Linked DNA regions of Homo sapiens: all the other regions are linked to region 2. The links are chromatin contacts, found by Hi-C or POLR2A ChIA-PET in ENCODE. All regions are on one chromosome and are shown on one strand. Each heading gives the region's core, a stretch centred on a gene start or an enhancer-like site at or near the end of the contact. The rest is flanking DNA. Distances are from core to core; before and after follow the strand shown. Region 1 holds the start of RPL38 (ribosomal protein L38). Region 2 holds the start of KIF19 (kinesin family member 19). Region 3 holds the start of GPRC5C (G protein-coupled receptor class C group 5 member C).

What was found. A loop is a pair of places that touch in the nucleus more often than their neighbours do. ChIA-PET counts read pairs that join two places held with the same protein, here RNA polymerase II (POLR2A). Pooled maps may share reads with other maps.
Region 1: a loop to region 2 is called in a pooled map, with 4 times the contacts of the local background. The contact joins the promoter of RPL38 here to the promoter of KIF19 in region 2. A Hi-C loop is called at or near these places in 7 of 50 pooled maps. POLR2A ChIA-PET finds 5 or more read pairs at or near these places in 5 of 52 experiments (BJ, Caco-2, K562 and 2 more).
Region 3: a loop to region 2 is called in a pooled map, with 1.9 times the contacts of the local background. The contact joins the promoter of GPRC5C here to the promoter of KIF19 in region 2. A Hi-C loop is called at or near these places in 1 of 50 pooled maps.

What each region holds. Positions count from the first base shown.
Region 1 is chr17:74,201,786-74,205,361 of GRCh38, reverse strand. It overlaps RPL38 (ribosomal protein L38), which reads right to left and starts at 1,684. Exons shown (of 5, transcript NM_000999.4): 1 at 1,617-1,684; 2 at 1,404-1,444; 3 at 1,172-1,232. The coding sequence starts at 1,406. RefSeq lists enhancers at 1-431, 432-936, 1,945-2,448.
Region 2 is chr17:74,324,281-74,327,668 of GRCh38, reverse strand. KIF19 (kinesin family member 19) reads right to left here and starts at 1,443. Exons shown (of 20, transcript NM_153209.4): 1 at 1,281-1,443. The coding sequence starts at 1,319. RefSeq lists a silencer at 1,409-1,628.
Region 3 is chr17:74,430,358-74,433,746 of GRCh38, reverse strand. GPRC5C (G protein-coupled receptor class C group 5 member C) reads right to left here and starts at 1,659. Exons shown (of 4, transcript NM_022036.4): 1 at 1,606-1,659. RefSeq lists a silencer at 2,647-2,786.

The DNA.
Region 1 (3,576 bases), core at 435-2,934, 120 kb after region 2:
CCTGTCCCATGCAACCTCACTTCCACATGTGACCTGATTCTCAGTCAGCTGAAAAAAGATGACTGGGTTAAAGTAACAACATAACTCAAGACCTAGCTTGTATCAAACACAAGCCCCCCCAATCTCCTTCAAGTATCACAAAGGAGTAACACAACTACCTCTCACACTTGGTGTAAAAATTTAAGTAAGTGGGCAGCAGAGATTGGCACCTATCCATCGAAAACCTGCTGTTTAAGGTTTTTCATTAATCACCTTCTTTCCCCTGTATGTACAAGCTGGGAAACAGACCTATGACAGTCCAACTTAAACTCTGTGACTTTACAATGGTGGTAATGCGATATACATTCAGTAGAAGCCCTGCTTCAAATTTTGATCTTGGCGGGGCACAGTGGCTCACACCTGTAATCCCAGCACTCTGGGAGGCGGAGGCAGGTGGATCATCTGAGGTTAGGAGTTCGAGACCAGCCTGGCCAACATGGTGAAACTCTGTCTCTACCAAAAACACAAAAATCAGCTAGGCATGGTGGCGCGCCCAGCTACTTTGAGGCAGGGGGATCGCTTGAACCTGGGAGGCGGTAATTGCAGTGAGCCAAGATCGCACCACTGCAATCCAGCCTGGGCGACAGAGCCAGACTGTCTCAAAGAAAAAAAAAAATTTTTTTAAATATTTTTCTGGATTAGATAGGTATGATACCTTCTGACACTGGCCAGCGACCACAGGATCACGAGGTAAACGACCATACTACACAGTGTGCCGTGCTCGATACATTACATGCAAATATCCAGCACTTTATTACAAAATGGATTTTGTGTTAAGATTTTGCACAACTGCAGAGAACCTAAACAGTGTTTATGGGACGTGTGTTTTGAGGCTTTCGCGGAGTGGAGATTCCGTTCCGACAATTTACTATATTATACGAAAGAAAACTGAACTCAGGGCGGCCTCTGAGATGATCGCGATTAGCTAAAGATGGTCCTAGAAATTCCAGGGCCTCAACGTGCCCCCCACAGGTCTTTCTCATGGGAAACAGGATGAAACCACTGCTCCCAGAGGGCCAGGCACACACCCAGACGGCCTAACCGTCTCCTGCCTGACATTCCGGGGAAGACGCTCCCGGAGCGGTGCCAGGCTAGGCACCGCTCTTCTTGAACCTTCGGAGCAACCACTTACATTTGGCATCCTTTCGTCGGGCTGTGAGCAGGAAGTCCTTGATTTCCTCAATTTTCCGAGGCTGCAACACAAAGGAAGCGGGTGAACAGAGAGGAAAGAGACACGTCTCCCGGCGATGGCCCAGTCCACCAGCTTCTCCCGGCCTCAGGAGATCCTTGGGAGGCTCTCTCGCCCTCGCCCCGGGGCCCCACGAGCCCACCCCGGGAAGGCGCCAGGCAGGGACTGTACTCACCATGGCGACGAGGCGCGCTGGGCTCTGGCGCGGACCAGGACCTGCGGGAAACAGTCCTCGGCGTTAACACGGCGCGGGGGCTGGCAGCGAACCCCGTTTTCCCGCTCTCCCCCGAAATATCGGCCCCATCGCACTCCCCTTCTCCTCCCCGACACCCTCCACGCGGACCTGGGGTCCCCAGATTTCACCTGGCAGTGGATTGCCCCAGATTACCTTTCTCACCCACGTATCACCCTAGAGACACTCACAGCAAGCAGCAACCGGGGAAAAGGACGAAAAAGAACGAGACTTCCGTTTCCGGGCAGTTAAACCCTCCCAACGGAGGAAACTGGGTACGGTGCCTGCCGAGGATCAAGACTCATGTAGGCGTTCGCACTTCCAATTTCAGCAGCCCTGCCCCCTTGTGGTCGAAGTCAACAGTGCAGCTCCAAGAATGGAATGGACCATCCTGGCTGCCGCCCTCCCTCCGCCTCCCTCCTCTCGCTCCTCCCCATCCCTTCCTCCTAGGACCCCCGCCTCTTCCCCGTCCACCCCTTCCTGTCTTCCCCCGCAACCCCTCAGACCCCAGCCTGGCTTTGCTAGGTTTTAGCTCAGATTCAGTTTGAAGAGCTAACGCTTATTCTCCACGGCTTTCATTGGACCTGCGCAGGGGCATCCACACAGAAAATTCTTCATTCAATGGCAGGGACCCTCGTGTGCACCTTGTAGAACCTGTTGTTCTGGCGCCTCACGTTTTCTTCCCGTCTCCTTTTTGGCACCTGAACCTGTCATGACCAGGGCCCTGGGCTCTTCTTTCCATAAGAGGGAGCGTTCCTGCTTGCTGCTTCCAATTCCCTTAGGAATTGGTGTACAATGAAAGCAAGTTAAGGCCGGGCGCGGTGGCTCACGCTTATAACCCCAGCACTGGGGGAGGCCGAGGCAGGCGGATCGCTTGAGGCCAGGAGTTCGAGAGCAGCCTGGGCAACCTAGTAAGACCTCCCCCCCCCCATCTCTAGCAATAATGATAATAATAATAATACTTCCAAAAGCTGTCGCAGCGCTGCCCCTGGCTAAGTGTCTCACCCCTAGGGCTGATGGTGAGTGGGAGTGCTCCTGCTCTTGCGGGGTCTCACCGCGGCCCCAGAGGGGAGAGGTGGACTCAGGAGTTGAACCCCTGCTGGGCAGATTCCCCAGCCCAGGCTCCGGCCACTTCCTGGGGAGGCTTGGGAAGCCTGGGGAGGGCAGCGTTCCTTTCTCCCCCTAACATCCTTTAGGTTAGACTCTGAGCAACCTGCGGTTATCGATTTTATTTTTATCCTCCATTTTTATTTTATCTCCAACCTCCCTACAAATGTCTACATTTTATTATATTTGTTTCCCCAAAATTTAATAACCACACGGCAGAATGTAATTGCTTCGTGCTTATTATTACAGAGCGGCCCTCCTGAAGGGAAAGAACACTTTGCCATGAGCTTTACTTAGAACTTATTTAACTTAACCTTCCTTTCTTCCTCCCTCCTGCCCTTCCATTAACAAGCTCAGGCTGAGCACCTTCCTGGGGGTGCTGGAGATACAGGAACCAATAGACCTTGCTGCAGAGAGATCACAAAAATATTGTAATAACACTGAAGAGTCTTTTAAAGAAGCTGAACGATGTCTCTGCAACTGTAAATGTGTCGGGGTTCTAGCAGTGGGAAAAGTTAATTGGCAGAAGCCTAATTTTAGATGTCTGAAGGTCGGATCCGATCTGAGAAGCACGAGTGCTTCAGCTCTGACCTGAGAAGGATTTTCCCATACCTCAGAGCCCGGCTTTGCCAGCCCTTCCCATCTCAGGCGATGCCTTTCTGGTCTTTTCTACCCCACTGCTCCTCCACAAGCAACCACCCTTTCAGCCAAGCCGAGGGGCACTTTTGGGCACTTTCTGCCCTCCAGGTATTTGCTCTGCTGTCCACTCTGATGCCAAGTGCCACTGGTCCTTCCGAGCTCAGCTCCCGCCTCCCCTTTTTCAGGCAGGACCCTTCACCCTTGACTTATGTTGCTTGCCGCTCATACAGTGGTTCCTTGCAATCACTTCTCCGTAGGCTGCGTGGAGGTGTTTAACTTTTCATACATGCGCACCACTCTTTTTATTTTTAATTTTTTAAAACTTTTTTAGAGACATGGTCTCCCTAGGTTGCCCAAGCTGGTTTCGAAC
Region 2 (3,388 bases), core at 194-2,693:
AAACACCGTCTCTACTAAAAATACAAAAATTAGCTGGGCGTGGTGGTGCATGCCTGTTATCCCAGCTACTCGGGAGGCTGAAGCAGGAGAATCGCTTGAACTTGAGGGGCAGTGAGCTGAGATCGCACCACTTCACTCCAGCCTGGGTGAGAAAGTGAAACTCCGTCTCAAAAAAGAAAAACAAAACAAAACAAAACAAAAGGCACTTTCAGAGGGAACTACACTACCTGACGGGTCACCTTTAGTGGCATCTTCAGCCAAATTCCACTGGCGGGAGGGGAGGACCCTTCATCCCTGCTCCCCGGGGCACACAATACATGCCAAGGCCAGTGATTTTCAAAGAGACACATTCTAAAAAGCCAGAGAGGATGTCCTAGAGCCCAGGGCTTGCTTGGGGGCTGGAGCTGAGGCTCCTTTCAGAGAAGCAAGCCCACCCTTGAGAGGTAGGGGACTCTGGGAGCAACATTATCCTCCAGTTACCTTACTGCCCACCTTCTGGTGATGAGGGCCCTTCCCCAGACCTCAAAAATTAGGGGATGAGGAAGGGGCTTGCTGAGAGAGACACCCACCCACCCACAGCCTAGTGGTGGCCTCGAGGTCACTGAGTCATCTCCCTTGTTGCTCTGGCCCAGGCACCACTGATGATCAGGAATTCCACCTTCCCCTCCACAGCCCCCACTCTCACCTCCCCATCTGTCCCAGGCCCCAGGGCTCTGTGGGGCCATGGTAGCTGCATCTAGCACTTCTCTGAACTACTTCGAATCCGGACTTGGGCAGCATCCGTGTTGCAGCCCAAGAACCAGGCACTCCGGGCCCCATCCTGACACCAGGGGCCCTTGTCTTCCTACTGGTGACCCCCACATCCCTTTAAACTCCTGACCTCACCAGGGCTGGAGCAGCCTCTGATTAACTGGGAAACCGCCACCCTCCTTCTGGGGGCAGTTAGGTCAAGCCCTCCCTGCCCCTGGCGTTTCTGGATGAGAGAGCCGAGATTCATCTGCGCACGCTTTGGGGGCGGGATCTCCCAATGGGAGGGTGGAAAGGTGGGGGTGGGGTTGAAGTTGGGGTAATTTTCAGGCTCAGGAAAGTCTAAAAAGGCCATGGTCCCTTCTTGACACCCATCCTGCAGGACTTGGGGAAAGTTGCTCTGAAGAGTCCCGGCCCTGGTCGTTGCCTGTCCTCTCAGTGGGGTGGCGGCGAGGGGACAGGACTCTGTCGCTGGAGGCCGACTGAAGTAGACCACGGAGCGGGGTGGGGAGGAGGGTCTAAAAGGGTCTCACCATGAGTTGCTGGTCCTTGGAGTCCCCGCTGTCCTTCATGATTGCAGCAGGTGGAGGGGCTCAGGCCGCGCCACCGGGCATGGCTCAGCCGCACCCCCACCGCCTCCGGGTCGCGTCCGCCAGCTGCTAGCTGCCCGCCGCCTCGCGCGCTGCCTGACAACCCGAAACCAACAACGCGCCAGCGGCTAAGGACGCCGACCCGAGGCGGGGCAGGGGGAGGGCCCGGACGGCGCCGCCCCGCCCCCGGCGCCCGCCCCTCCCCGCGCTGAGGGTGAGAGTTGGCCGCCTCCGCCGAGGAGGCCCCCGAGCCTGAACCGCTGCGCGACGATGTGTGCCCGGCTGTGCGGCCCTGCGGCCCTCGGTGCGTCCGTGCGTCCGCCTGGCGCCTCCGTGTCAGTTCGCTAACTCCTGCGCGCCCACCCGCGCCCCTCTGCTCGCGGCGCGACCCCGTGCCACTGCCCTTTAGGGAGCGCCCCAGCAGCCACGCTGCCCCTTGAAGCACACGCATCTGCCGCTGTCTCTGGGGTCTCCAGGGCGGCGGCTGGCAGCCTCGGGTTTCCGTGGGCGCCGCGTGCATCGCAGCAGGTGCCTGTGCTGTGAGTGTCTGCACCCACTGCCCACTGGCATGGGTGGCAAAAAGTTGTCCCTTTGCTCAGGCCGCCCAGCACCTCTGTTACCTGGGGTGTGCTACAGAAGAGCCTGACTCAGTGCGACCCACTAGCAAACAAGTCTCTACCCCTGAACCCAGAATCTAGGTCACGATGGCTGGGTCCGTGTGCCCTGCTGGCTCCCCGCCTGCTGCTGGAAGAGCCACAATACTGTGCAAGAAAGTCTAGGTCTGACGCTACCGCCTCCATTCTTGGCGACAATAACAACGGTTGCACTCCCAGGGAACACAGGGGAAAGGTTCCTGTCCTCAGGAGGCCCTGGGAAAACTTGGATTCTGGTCCCAGTTCCGCCTCCAACTCGGCCAGCCACCTGGAGCTGGTTTTTCCTGCCTCCCTGGGGCCTCAGTTTCCTGGGGGATGTTGGAGCCTCTCCCAATTCTGATGTCCATCCTCTGTGTCCTCTGCCCCCACCGAAGCTGAGCCCGGCAGCCCCAAGACTGGGAGAGGAAGCCACGATGGGTTTCACTTTCCAGGGAAGGGGCTGGGAAAGGAAGCACTCATGTCCCCAGGGCTGCCTCAGACTGCCTGGGGTCCCTCAGAGGCAGAGTGTGATGCCAGCCTGTGCCCTGGGACTGGCTTCCCCGGCTGCCCCTGAGGAGCCTGTGTTGGGAATCGTTATTAATAAACAGCAGCAAGAAGCAGCCGTCAGCCTTGGGTTTAATAAATAGATAAACCAAGTAAAACTTGGTGGAAACCAAACTCTCCTGCCCGGGATCCCAGGTTTTGTCCTGTTCCTTGGCCTAGGCTGTAGGCTGGACAGTTTGCAAATGGGCATACTGTGACAAGAATCGGGTCGGGTTTTTTGTTTTTGTTTCTGTTTTTTTATGACAGAGTTTCACTCTGTCACCCAGGCCGGAGTGCAGAAGCACAATGGCACGATCATGGATGGCTCACTGCAGCCTCAATCCCTCAGGCTCAAGTGATCCTCCTGCCTCAGCCTCACAAGTAGTTGAGACTACAGGTGCGCACCACCACGCCTGGCTAACATTTTGTATTTTGTAGAGACAGGGATCTCACTGTGCTGTCCAGGCTGGTTTTGAACTCCTGGACTCAAGCAATCCTCCCACCTCAGCCTCTCGAAAGAGAATCGGGTAAGTTTTAGGGGTGTGTTGTGCTTGCATTTTAGGCTCCTGAAAAGAACCTATTTGGATCAATCAAACAGGCCCCTGGTCAACTGGGCTGTCACTATTTTTCTTTTTCTTTTCTGTTCCTCCACATGCATCAGTCCCACCCAGAATGCCCCATAGTTATTTTTGTTTTTGTGGGGTGTTTTTTGTTTTTGTTTTTGTATTTTTGAGACAAGGTCTTTCTCTCTTTCTCTTTTTTTTTCTTCTGCCTCCCCACCCCTCAAGACAGGGTCTCACTCTGTGGCCCAGGCTAGAGTGCAGTGGTGCCATCACAGCTCACTGTAGCCTCAACCTCCTGGGCTCAAGCGATTCT
Region 3 (3,389 bases), core at 410-2,909, 110 kb before region 2:
GGCTGTCTTCAAGGGTGCTGTGACCAGGGCACTCTTCAGGGAGGTTCCCCCAGGGATACCACAGAGCACTTGCCTTCCTCCCATCCCACACACTCAAGAGCCTATAGGGAAAGACGATGGCCCGACTGACAGCCTTCCTGCCTCCACTCCTATCGGTCTCTCCCAGTCCCTGGTTAGGTCCCACTGTCTCACCCCTCTGTGCAGGGCGCTCAGGCGTTTACCCCATCGATAAGAAGGCGCACAGGAGACGCCTGTGCCTGGAAGGAGCGGCCTCAGTGTGTAGGTTGGTGGGGGGTGGGTTGGGGTTCCTCGAACCTCAGCCTAGACACCCCACCCCTATCCCCCTGCCCCTGCCCCGCACCAAGACCAGGCATTTGGGCCAAAATGCCCTGAGCTCTCTGAGACTTGGAAATCTTCAAGGGTCTGCTCTGGAATGTCACTCTGGAATGCGCCCCACCCCCCAATGCACTCCCTCCCCCAGTCCAGTTGAAGGCACAGGGGTGGGGGGCCGGCGGGGAGAGGAAGCTCCAGGAGCACAAAACCCTACTTCCAACAGTCTCCTCTCCCGGGCTTTAGGATCTTGATCGTGGAGTTTGTAAGTGATTGGGTCTTCCAGCGTGTAACACTGCGGGCCTGGGGATGGAGGTGCAAAGGACGCTGGAAAAGCCAGCCGGGAGTGGGGGTTCGGGATCTAGGGGCCAGGCTACCAGAAGGGGAGGCGCTTTGATAGTCTGAATTTCCAAACTTCCCTCAGGGGGATTCTGAACCCTCTCGTCCCTACTTGGGTCGACGGTACTGGGGTCTACACCTGCGCTCCCTGGGTGGCTGGAATGGGGAGCAAGGGAACCAGTCACTCTCTCCCATTTTTAGGGCCACAGAAACCTGCCCTCCACATCCACAGTAGCAGGCGGCAGAGAGGACGCCACCCACGAGAGAGAGTGACCGCGGACTCCCACCGAGAGGCAGGCGGTGGAGGGGCTCCTCTTGGAGACCCCGATTATGGAGTGGTTTCCCCTCCCTCCAGCCCGAGCCGCAGCGCCGGGCTCCCCCACCCCCCCAGTCCCCAGCCGGCTCGGGTTTGAAAACTTTCAGCGACCGAGCGGAGTTGGCGCGGCGTCCCCAGCCCGCAGGATGTCCAGTCCCCCCGCCTCTGCCCTCGCCCACTCCCCGCCGTCCCGACCCGACTCTTCCGGGCGGCGGAGCGGGAAGGCAGCAGCCCTTACCTGGGACTCGCCGCCGGCCCCGCTCCAGCGCAGCGTTTGGGGCCAACTCCAGCCCCAGGCGGGGGGCGGGCGGGGGTGGGAGGGACGCGGCGCGGGGCGCTGGGCCAGGCCCGGTCCTGGCTGGGATGGCGGGGCCCGGGCCGGGACGCAGGGCCTGCCTCTCCCTGGGACCGAGGCTGAGCCAGGCGCGCTGGGTTGCTCGCTCTCGCGCGGGCCTGTCCCCAGGCAGGGCTCCTTGCTTTCGGCGAGGGTGGGCTGGAGCCTGCATCACCGTTACATCACCTCCATTCAGGGCGCTAATCGGGCGCCCGCCGCGCTCCAGGTACGTGCGCTCCGTTTACACAGGAACAAAGCCTGCCCGGCCCTCCCCGCCCCGACTCACCTCCAGGCTGAGCCGACTCGTACTTTCCGGCTGGTGAGGGAGATGGGAGTTTCTGGCCCTGCCGGCGTGTGGGTTGTTGCTGTTGACTGCCACGCCCCCGCATGCGGGCGCGCGCACACTCACGCGCACTCACTTTCTGGGCTCGGCCTTCGCCGGGGCAATTGGTGTGAGGGTGCAGCCCTGCGCACCCCCCACCGCGTCTTCCAGAGAGCGCGCCTACGGACACGCGCGGGGCTACCTTGGCGCGTCTCCGTGGGGGACACCTAGCCTTTGTCACCTTCGTCCTGGCCCTCCCGTGAGACACACTTCAGGCACAGTTCGCTGGGAGCGGGCCGGAGCGAGGCGCACACTCAAGACAGAGTCCGTCTTTGTCACGCCTTCTGCGCCCCCTCCCCTCCCCAGCTTGCACACGTGGACACACCGCACACCGAGGTTCGCCTTTTGCACGCACGGTCCTTCTCTGGGACCTCCACCAGTCACCAAGCGTACGTGGGATCGTCACCAAGCGCTCCTCTCACGCGTGGGCCGAGTCCAGACCACTCTGGACCGTGGGCAAAGGTCCCCCTCGGCCCGACTACCCCGCGCCCGGGTTTCCTGTGACCGTTCCAGGTTCTGCCCAACTCGGAGCGCGCTCTCCCCTCCCGGCGTCCCCGTTCCCTGCTCCGACTTGTCCTAATTAGCCTTCACGGTTTTGTTCCCCGAGGTACAGTGTTTAGCGCGACCCCCTGGGCCTCTGCGCTCCGGGACACGTTGGCTCTGACTCCGAGTCCGTCCTTTCCAGGAGGTCAGGTTCCCACCAGCCCCACCCCCCACTCCCTGTTCCGGGGTGGATCTGTGGGTTGCCACCCTTTCCCCTCCGGCCCCAGGAATCTGCTGAAGCTGGACCGCAGAAATTGGGAAGCGAATCCAGGCTGGTACTTATCCAGCCCGATAAACAAGAGATTTTCCGGCCGCCTTCCCCCGGGGCTGCTGGCCTCGCGGGGGGTGGGGTGCGCAGTCCTGGGGGCCCGCAGCGAGGCCTAGTTAGCCCGCGCCAGAGGCCCGTAGGGGCTGAGGCGCACAGAGGAGGGAGAGGTTGTTGGGCCTGGCCAGGGCCCTGGAGACGCGGAGGGAGGGCAGGGCGCCGAGTCTCGGGGTGCCGGTTCTCATGACGCCGAATTGCCTGGGGGATCGCCAGCGGTGCGCCGGTCGGAGCCAGCTGGTGGCGGGGCGGGCGGCCCGGAGTGTTTGCTCAACCCTGAGCGCCCGCGAGGGGGAGGGGAGGCAGCTGGTCACGGGCTAGGGGGTAGCAAGGTGGAGGAGCGGGGGCTGGGAAAGGGGAGGGTATCTCCCGGGCTGCTTGTTTGCGTGCCTGCCGCGGTCTACGACAACCGGGAGTCTAAACTCTATGAATCACCCGGAGTTGCTGGAGCGATAAACCTCAGGCTGGTTCCTCCCCTCGCACACCGGCTTCTCGGACTCCTGGAGGGAATGTTTGCTTAGCGGCCGGAGCTGGCGGTGAGGCCCTGGTTCTCTAGAACCCTGTATCCCTTCCTGGCCTTGCCCTCACGGGCTGGTCTGGGGTGGCGAAGACTGAATTGTTTCAAGTCTCTTCAATATTAAGAAGAGGGGCGCAGTGCTGCTGCTGATCTGTTGCTCACTCCTGGGCTCCCTTCCGTAGCTCCACCTCCCACCCTAAGATTCAGAGGCCCCCATGCCAGGGAGGCAAACGCTTGTAGGGTCCAAGCAGTTGAGTGCCAACGCTAGAAAGGCAAACGGCGGGTCAGACCTAGGCGAGGGGCATC